Linked DNA regions of Homo sapiens: region 2 is linked to region 1. A link is a contact called in ENCODE Hi-C data. All regions are on one chromosome and are shown on one strand. The core of a region is the stretch at or near the end of the contact, and the rest is flanking DNA. Distances in the headings are between cores, read along the strand shown. Region 1 overlaps IL15 (interleukin 15). Region 2 overlaps INPP4B (inositol polyphosphate-4-phosphatase type II B).

Region 1 (4,424 bases), core at 1,318-3,817:
CATGCCCCCTCAGCTCTTGTATTCTGTGAGACTGCAGGCTTAACACTACATGAATTTCACCAAGGCTTACCACCTGTATCTTGTGAAGCAGTGGGTCAAGCTGCAGCTGGGGCCACTTAAGCCATAGTTGGGGTGGCTGAAGACTGCTGCACCAAAATGTAGGGAGCCAAGTCCCAAGGCAGCCCTGGGCAGTATGCCCATGGAGAGCAACCAGGTGGGGCCTGGCACCCGAAACCATTCTGCCATCCTAGAACTCTGGGCCTGTGAAATAAAAGAGACTAAATCCCAGCCCTGTCCTCAAGGAGCTCACAGGGTAGGAATTGTTTGGAATCTTGTGATTGGATCTCACTGCAAGGTGACTGCTGACTCATGGCAGCACTGAAATCCTAGCAGGATGGTACTGCCCAGGGAAAATACATAGTGAGGTGAGCAAGTTAACGCAGGCAGGCATCTCTATAGTTTTCATTCTGGAGTGAAAACTGTCCCTTAGACTCGTAGTCACACAGTTGCCTCTGCTCTAGATTTTCCTTCTGCTTCAAATATTCTTCACCCAGATACTGTCGGGGCTCACACCATTGCTATTTCCCAAGCAAATCATTGCTTGTGAAAATAACTGTAAACATCTTACATTCTATACCAATATTATAGTTCTTCCCAGTGAGGAAAGATGATCTAACATACTTGATGTTTTGTTCTGCTTATTAACTTGTCTAATCACACATTTAAAATTAATTAAACATACAAGAATAAAAGATTTACAAGTATTGGTTTTCTGGGTTAAATGCATCATCCATTCATTCAAACCACTAGAAAAGACAAGCCGAGACTGAATAGAATATAGAGACTATAAGACAACATCACTTTCCTTGATTCATTTAGTAAATATTCACTGAATATTTATTATGGGCTAGGCATTTTTTATGACCTTGGAATACATCAATGATGGCAGAACACAATCTTGATTTCAGAAAGAAAGATGAACCATATAGAAAATGCACAAATAAGTTATTATAATTATGTATTTTATTAGAGAGTGAAAAATTATCTAGGAAAAAGGAAACAAGGTAAGAAGGGTGAGGTTGAAATTTTGGGTAGTCAGGGTAAAGATAGAAAGGGTGTGAGCCCCGGTGGTATCTCAGTGAAGACTATTTGAAGCAGAGGGAATAGCTAGGGCAGAGGCAACTGTGTGGCTATGAGTCTAAGGGACAGAAAAGAAGCCAGTGGAATGAGCAAGGGCAAGAGTAGTCTGAGATGAGGTCAGAAAGGTGGAGGAGAGGAGGACCTGAATCTGCTTGGGGTAGCAGTGGAGATAGATACATGTGGTTAGAGTCTGGAATCATTTTTTATGATAGGACTAATATAATTTCCAGACAGATTGCAGGGTACAGGAGGAAAAAGAGAATGAGAATGACTCTGAGTCTTTTCCTCTGAACACCTGAGAAGATGGAGCTGACATCAACTGAAAAAAGCAAGCCTTGGACACAGCTGATGCCTTGAGGAGAGGGGACAGGTCAGGAGTTTCAGTTCTGGACATGCTGAGTTTGAAAGGCTCATTAGATATGCACAAGGAAATATCAAATATGCCATTGGATACATAAATCTCGAGTTCAGGAATGTGTCTGAACTGGAAATAGATATGCAACTCATCAGAGTGCTCATGAGGGAGTGATGTAGGTAGAGAAAAGGACCAAAACCTGAGCATGGGATACTTCAGTATTAATTAGGTCAAGGATTATAAAAGAAGGACCAGGAAAGAAAAATCAAAAGGAATGACTACTGAATAAGGGGAAAATGAAGAGTATCATATTCTAGAAGTCAGTCAAGGGAAGTATATCCAGCAAAAGGGAATGATGGACACATCAAATGCACTGACAGGCCAAGCAAGACACAGTTTCAGCACTGACCAGTGGGCTTGGCAACCCGGAGGTCATGTCAGATGACTCTGACAATAGCACTTTTAGGGGTTAGATGGAGGCAGAAGCCTGCCTGGGATGGCTGACAAGAAAGTAGCAAGAAAAGGTTTTTAAGATGCTAGTGCAGGCAATGTTTTTAAGAATCCTGCTCCAAAAGGGAGGAAGGAAAGGGGGTTGTTGCAGGTGGTAAGTGGTGGAAATAACAACATGTTTGCATGCTGATGGGACTGACTTATTAGAGAGGGGGAATTAAGGATTTTGGAGGGGGTGGGAAGTGCCAGAGTAATGTTCTCTAATAAGCAAGTGAAGATGAGGATGTTAGCTCACCTCCAAGAGGGGGCGAGGGCTGAGTCATCTACTGTCACGGGAAGGAATGCTGAGTTATAAGGGGGATGGGGCTGGTAGGTAGGTGTAAGTTTTCTACTATTACTTCCATTTTCTCAGTGAATTAAAATAAAAAGACATGAGCAGAAAGTGAAGATTGGAGGAGGATGGGGACAGGAGGAGGATGGGGACAGGAGGAGGAGGAGAGGGAAGAGGACACACAAAATAGCCATTTAGGTAACTGGGAGAATAGTATGAGAGCCTGACCTTTTGAAGGATCAATGTTGTGAATGGTTGTGGAGTGAGATTAGTCATTAGGGTGGTATGTGTTTTCTCCAGCCACAGTAAGCTGAAAGGGAAAGAAAGCCTGGAATAGGTACAGAACTGGATTTAAACATGTTATGTGTATACCAAGCAAGTACAAGGAAGAGAGGGGCAAGGGATTTCAAACTATATGTAAGGGAGCGATTGGGAGATTTGTCCAGGAAATTTTACTTCATTTCTTTATGATAGGACTTCATAAAGGTAGTGTTACGTGAATCATACCTTGAAGGTTGGATATATTCTAGGCATGAGTGAAAGGAGAAAAACAGCATTGAGGCAGAAGGCAGAACCCAAGCAAGGCCATATGCAACCAAGTATAGTGTGTTTTCAGATGACTGTGAGCCATTTTCCTAACAGTATGAAAGTAGTGGTCAGTAAGACTCCACAAAACTGTCACCGTTGTTTAAAGCAGCAACTGGTTAACACTTTGTGTAGAGGGCCAGATAATGTTTTATGCTTTGCAAGTCTTGTAGACTTTGTTGCCAGTGATTAACTCATCCACTGTAGTGTAAGAGCAGCTATAGACAACACATAAACAAATGGGTATGGCTGTGTTCCAATACAACTTTATTTATAAAAACAGGTGGTTGATGGATTTGAATCACCAACCACCTGCTTTGATAAATAACTAGTCGGTTTTGATAAATAAACAGTTGGTTTGCCAGCTTTTGACCGCTACAGATCTCTTCAGTCCTAATTTAAGTACAGCTGAGAAAGTGATATCTTTAAACATCTCCAATCTTCCTATCATTAATCGCACTAAGACATTTTCAGCAATTGCTTTCAAACTGTTTTAAATTGACACCAATATGAGATTTTCAAATAAGAAATGTCCTCAAACTTAATCTGTATTCAATATCAAGGCTAAATAAGCCCCAATACAAACTATAATAACTTGGGTTACTATAATGATTTTTAAAAATTCATTCATACAAATATAAGACCTGAGGTTGGTATTAATTCTCTTATAAGGCTACACAATATGTTTATAAGGCCTATAAATTTCAGCTTATCAAAACAAAAAAAAATGATTAGGTAACTACTTCATACAAAGGTATATAAATATATGTATCTTTTTTAATGAAACACCTTTAAGTTCTTTGGAATGCTTAAAATAAGACAAATTGGTTAATTATATTGAAATGTTTCCAAAGCAAACAATAATCTATATAAATATTTTTTGAGCTGCCAGGGACAGAGGTAGCAGTAAGATTTGGACATCTTAGTTTCAATCACTATCAAAAAGCATTAATTAAACAGATAGTGGGTAAATATAGAAACACTATATTTAAACAATATATTTATATATAGAAATATATATTTAAACAATATTTAATATATATTTAAACAATATATTTATTTATAGAAATATATAAAATAAATATAGAAACACCTCAGGTAGCTTATTGTTTAAGGTAAACAAGGGATATTCATTTATGTAGCTGGAGGGGATATATGGTAGATCTCTTACCACTCTCTGATCATAGTTTTCTGTAGCACTATGTTCATGGGCTATTGTCACTTGGTGCAAATGTTTTTGAAAATGTTTGGTATAAATGTTTTTGAAAAATCCCAGCTAGTATAATTCTCCAGGGCAGGAACAATGGACAGCTTCCTCAGGGCAGCAAAAATATATTTAACCTACTGTCCGGAAACAATCAATGATATCTGTTCCTCTAGTCAGTTTTCAAAAGCACTTCATTCAAACACTCACTAAGGTGAAGAAATTATCCCAAACCATAGTACAGAAGAAGAAAAAGTTGGAAATTATCAGATAGATAGGTGTAGAAATTCCAACATAGTATCCAAAAGGAGTTCCATAAACAGACAGCAAAGAGACAACAGACAGAATGAAACAATCAA
Region 2 (4,424 bases), core at 758-3,257, 410 kb before region 1:
TTTTTAAAATAAGTTTTCAGGGCAGTAAGGCTCGAATAGGAGGTTTGACAGGGCCACCTTCCTTGCCTACACCCAACATGATTCATAATGCCAAGGCCTGCCTCCATCACGGTGGGTGTGCTGGTGCCTTCCTTCTCCCCACCTGCCTCCATCCTCATGGCTGAGTTTTATAGACAGGACATATGGAGAGAAAGAAAAAGAAGACTTCTCTTTCTAAACATTCTAGGAAAAGGGAATATTTTAACCAAACTGTCGCTTTCCCCCACTATTTCATGAATGGTCCAGTGGCACATGAAGCTAACCAGGTGTCGGAAAATATGCTCTGCCTTATACATACATGTTTCGTCATTGTGTTCTTTTAATGACCCTGTGAAATGATTATTATCATCTCTATTTTACATGTACAAAAAATAGTAAGATTTGGAAGTGCTTAAGTGTTTATGAATTTACTGTTAGAAATGGTAGATATAAGATTTGAAGACCTATCAACCTTACTCCTGTCCATGTTCTTTTTCCCTTTGCACTTCTACCTTCCCCAAGACTTTTATACACAGCAATTCTAGATCAAAGACTGTCAACTTGTTTTACTATGCCTACCAAATAGTTGTAGTTTTGTTATACATACCTGATAATCGAATCTGTGATGCCTCAGAAGTCTTAAAATATTTCAAAATAAAACAAATACGTTTGCTAACTGCAGTAAATCTCATCAATATTTTTTTTTCAGCTTGCTGGATTGGTTTGTGGTTTTATCATCAAATTACAGACAAGTCTGTATGACCCAGGCTTCCTACAGCAGCTTCACACAGTGGGGTTGATAGTACAATATGAAGGACTGCTAAGTACATACAGTGAGTATTGCTTTAGTACAAGTTAAAATCACATTTCTATTCAGAAGGACATTTAATCCAGAAATTTTTCAAGAAAACATAAAAATAAGTAAACCTTTATTGTGCCAAGTATTACAAAAATAATATAACTTTCAGTTTTTTGCATTCACCTTGTAACTTACTTTTGCCTCCTATTATGCTTTGAAAATGGAATTATAGATTATTTCAGAGTGGACTCCTGAGCAGCCATCTGGCTTTTTTAATATAAAAGGCTCTGTGCCAACATAGTTGCAATGACTGGATTTTAAAGTCTCAACCCTGTAATGTCTAGAACTGCACTGTTCAATATAGTAGCCTTGTGTGACTTTTGGGTAATTGAAATGTGTCTAGTCCAAATCAATAAGTACTAGATATGCATACCAGATTTCAAAAACTAGTTTTAAAAGATATTTTATATTGATAATTAATAATTTCATATTAATTTACAATTGAAATGGTATTTTGGATATACTGGATTAAGTAAAATATATTATTAAAATTAATTCTACCTTTTTAATTTCACTCTTTTAAAAAATGACTACCAGGAAATTTAAAATTATATATGTGGCTCACATATTTCTGTTAGAGAGTGCTGATCTGGAATCTTAATGATCTCCCTGTCAGGCTTCATTTGTTAATGTATGGAGATGCAAAACTAGCATGAACCTGGGTCAGTGATGATAAATTCAGCTACCTCTGTTATTTCTAGACAACAGATATCAGTCCTGCCAGTAGAAAGAAAGGTGCACAAATCACAAAGGGGTTAAAACACTCTCTCCAGCCTCACAGCAAATGTCCACGTTCTTCCTTCCCTCAAAGGGTAGATTGACTTCTGAAGTCCATTGAAATGGTTCTCATTTCACTAAGAAACACCTTCAGCCTCTGAGGAAAAGTGTCTAGAGTAGGTTCACTGCATTCAGAAACTCATTCAATAAAATGCTAGAACAAATTCCAGCAGGGAGGCATAGTAGCTAGTGACATTTTCCTCAAATGTTTGTTTGTAGCTAAGTGCCTTTTCTATTGTTTAGGCGATGAAATTGGAATGCTAGAGGACATGGCCGTTGGCATTTCCGATTTAAAGAAAGTTGCATTTAAAATAATTGAAGCCAAATCCAATGATGTGTTGCCAGTTATAACAGGAAGACGGTAAGCAGTGCTCACTTCCTGAAGACCAGGCTTTGTTAGACATGTCGTGTTAACTCCTGTCAGAGGAGGCAAGGAGAATTCAGGTTTGATTTGGGAATATTTCTTTTGTTTTTTTTCTTTTCCTTTTTGGTAAGAAATACACATGGATGATATGATAGGGGACAATCTCAAAAAACTCCTGGAAGTCTCATGAATGTTTTAAATTGTAGTGAGTTGAGTATGGCAGTACTCTCCCACAAAATACAAGAAATTCAAAATAATAGCCTGCATGAGAACATTTTTCTCCTTATTACTATCTCATCCAAAGCTCTGGGTGTTTTTACTTTTGCGGGAGTTGTTCAGTTAATAGACTCATAATTCTTGAAATGACTTTAAATTAAATTCAGTTAAAAGCAGCAACATTTTAGAAAAGATATATTTCTGTGTCAGGGGAATATACCACCATTTTTCTTAATTATTTTTGACAATTCACTCTCAGACTATGAGATTTCCGAGAAGGGTTTTCAATAAATAGCTTCGAAGGTCAGTGTATGATAGGCAAAATGTCAGAAATAATTAAGAAAAATGATGGTGTGTAGAACAGACCTCCAATAGAAGAGGTACATCTTATAGTAAGTTGTCTCAATCAGAGGTCCAAACTATTCCGGTGTTAGTGCTTTTAATTGCTGCATGAGGATATTTAAAATTTGAAACATTCTGGGGTCATGTTCAAAACATATGAACATACAAAAGGGAGAGCCTTTTCATGCTAGAGAGAGATGCAAAACACACTGAGTATAAAGTTCAAAGTAAACTTGTTTTCCTGTTGATAGTAAACATATAATAATTATTTTAAATGTTATGAAGGATACCCAGAACCACATAGTTGACTGAAAGGTGACTTTCTTACTCACAAAAAAACCCACATCCTCAGAAACTAAATATTTACCTAGAATTAATGCTTAACTTGCCATTCATTTGGGAGAAAAAGAATAAAATTGCTCATACGCACACCTGAAAAACAGTACAATTCTATATTTCTCTCAAGTTTACTATCAAAAGTGAAACACTAACACTTATATCACAATGTTTAAGGGAAGCTTACCAGGCCATTTAGTGTAGGCAGAGTACAGCATGCTTTTTCTGAGGAAGTTCTTCAAACAGTATTGAAACTCAAAAGTGATCATGCAGGTAGGGGCATGGCTCCTAGAATGATGAAGTGAGCAGCTTAGCACACCCTCTCTCCAAAAGGAATATTACAACTGGAAATAACAATCCAAAACAACCATTTTAGGATAAACAGAATAAATTGGATGCACACCACAAATTCAGAAGTACTTATTTGTGAGAAACTAGTGAACATTGGGCAGCATCAGTAGAAGTCTGTGGCATTTTGCTGAGGGCTGCTCCCATCAACCCTGGCCCTGTGAACACAATTTCCTAGGGCAAGGCCATTAACACCAGCAGCTTCACTAACAGAGGGGGCTGACTTGACTTGGATTGGAGTAGGAAATAGCACAGTCCTGAAAGTTGTCAGAAATGGTGGTTTAGATTAACGAGTCTAACTTATAATCACATCGAAAAGAATAGGTATAAACTTAACAAAGTTAGTCTGAATGTTGTACACAGAAGACACAAAATATTGCTGAGAGAAATTAATAGGATCCACTAAATGGAGAGACAGCCTGTGTTCATGGATTAGAAGACTCAATATTGTTTAGTAATTCTCCATAATTGATCTATAGATTCATTGCAATCGCTATCTAAATCTCCGTAGTCTTTTTGCAGAAATTGGCAAGCCTAACCTAAAATTTATATGTAAATGCAAAGGACCCAGACATTTTGTAAAAGAAGAACAAAGTGGAAAAACTTACACTTTCTGACTTCACAAATTACTACAAAACTATAATAATCAAGACAATGTAGTATTAGCATAAGTATATAATGTAGATTAATAGAACAAAATTTACTGTCCAGAAATAAACTATTATCTTTAAAGTCAATTGATTTTAAACAAAGCTGCCAAGGTAATTCAATGGAGAATGGAGAATCTTTTCAAAAAATGATGCTGGGACAATTGGTTTATCTATATGGAAAGAGAAGAATTTACACATACACAAAAATTAGCTCACAATAGATTATAGATCTAAATGTAAGAGCTAAAACTGTGAAACTTCTAGAAGAAAACTCAGAAGGAAATATTTGTAAGTTGGGTTTAGGTAATGAGTTCTATATATATACATATATATACACACGTATATATACGTATATATGTATATATATATAGAACTCATATATACGTATATATGTATATATATGTGTATGTGTGTGTGTGTGTGTGTGTGTGTGTGTATATATACTTTAAGTTCTAGGCTACATGTGCACAATGTGCAGGTTTGTTACATGTGTATACATCTGCCATGTTGGTGT

Evidence for each region. Hi-C counts contacts between places; a loop is a spot of excess contacts on that map. Pooled maps may share reads with other maps.
Region 2: a loop to region 1 is called in a map of endothelial cell of umbilical vein, with 6 times the contacts of the local background. The contact joins two enhancer-like sites. A Hi-C loop is called at or near these places in 1 of 168 maps with a recorded cell type or tissue (endothelial cell of umbilical vein), 1 of 37 single-sample maps with no recorded cell type and 2 of 50 pooled maps.

What each region holds. Positions count from the first base shown.
Region 1 is chr4:141,712,099-141,716,522 of GRCh38, reverse strand. The region is part of intron 2 of IL15 (interleukin 15); the gene reads right to left. Among named protein-coding and RNA genes, the nearest start is that of IL15, 78 kb to the right of the region's middle. Within about 2 kb of position 2,567, at least 4 of the 41 ENCODE cell types and tissues checked have a DNase peak (open chromatin) inside an H3K27ac peak, as active enhancers do.
Region 2 is chr4:142,119,719-142,124,142 of GRCh38, reverse strand. INPP4B (inositol polyphosphate-4-phosphatase type II B) reads left to right here. Exons shown (of 26, transcript NM_001101669.3): 20 at 728-851; 21 at 1,898-2,015. Among named protein-coding and RNA genes, the nearest start is that of IL15, 490 kb to the right of the region's middle. Within about 2 kb of position 2,007, at least 2 of the 41 ENCODE cell types and tissues checked have a DNase peak (open chromatin) inside an H3K27ac peak, as active enhancers do.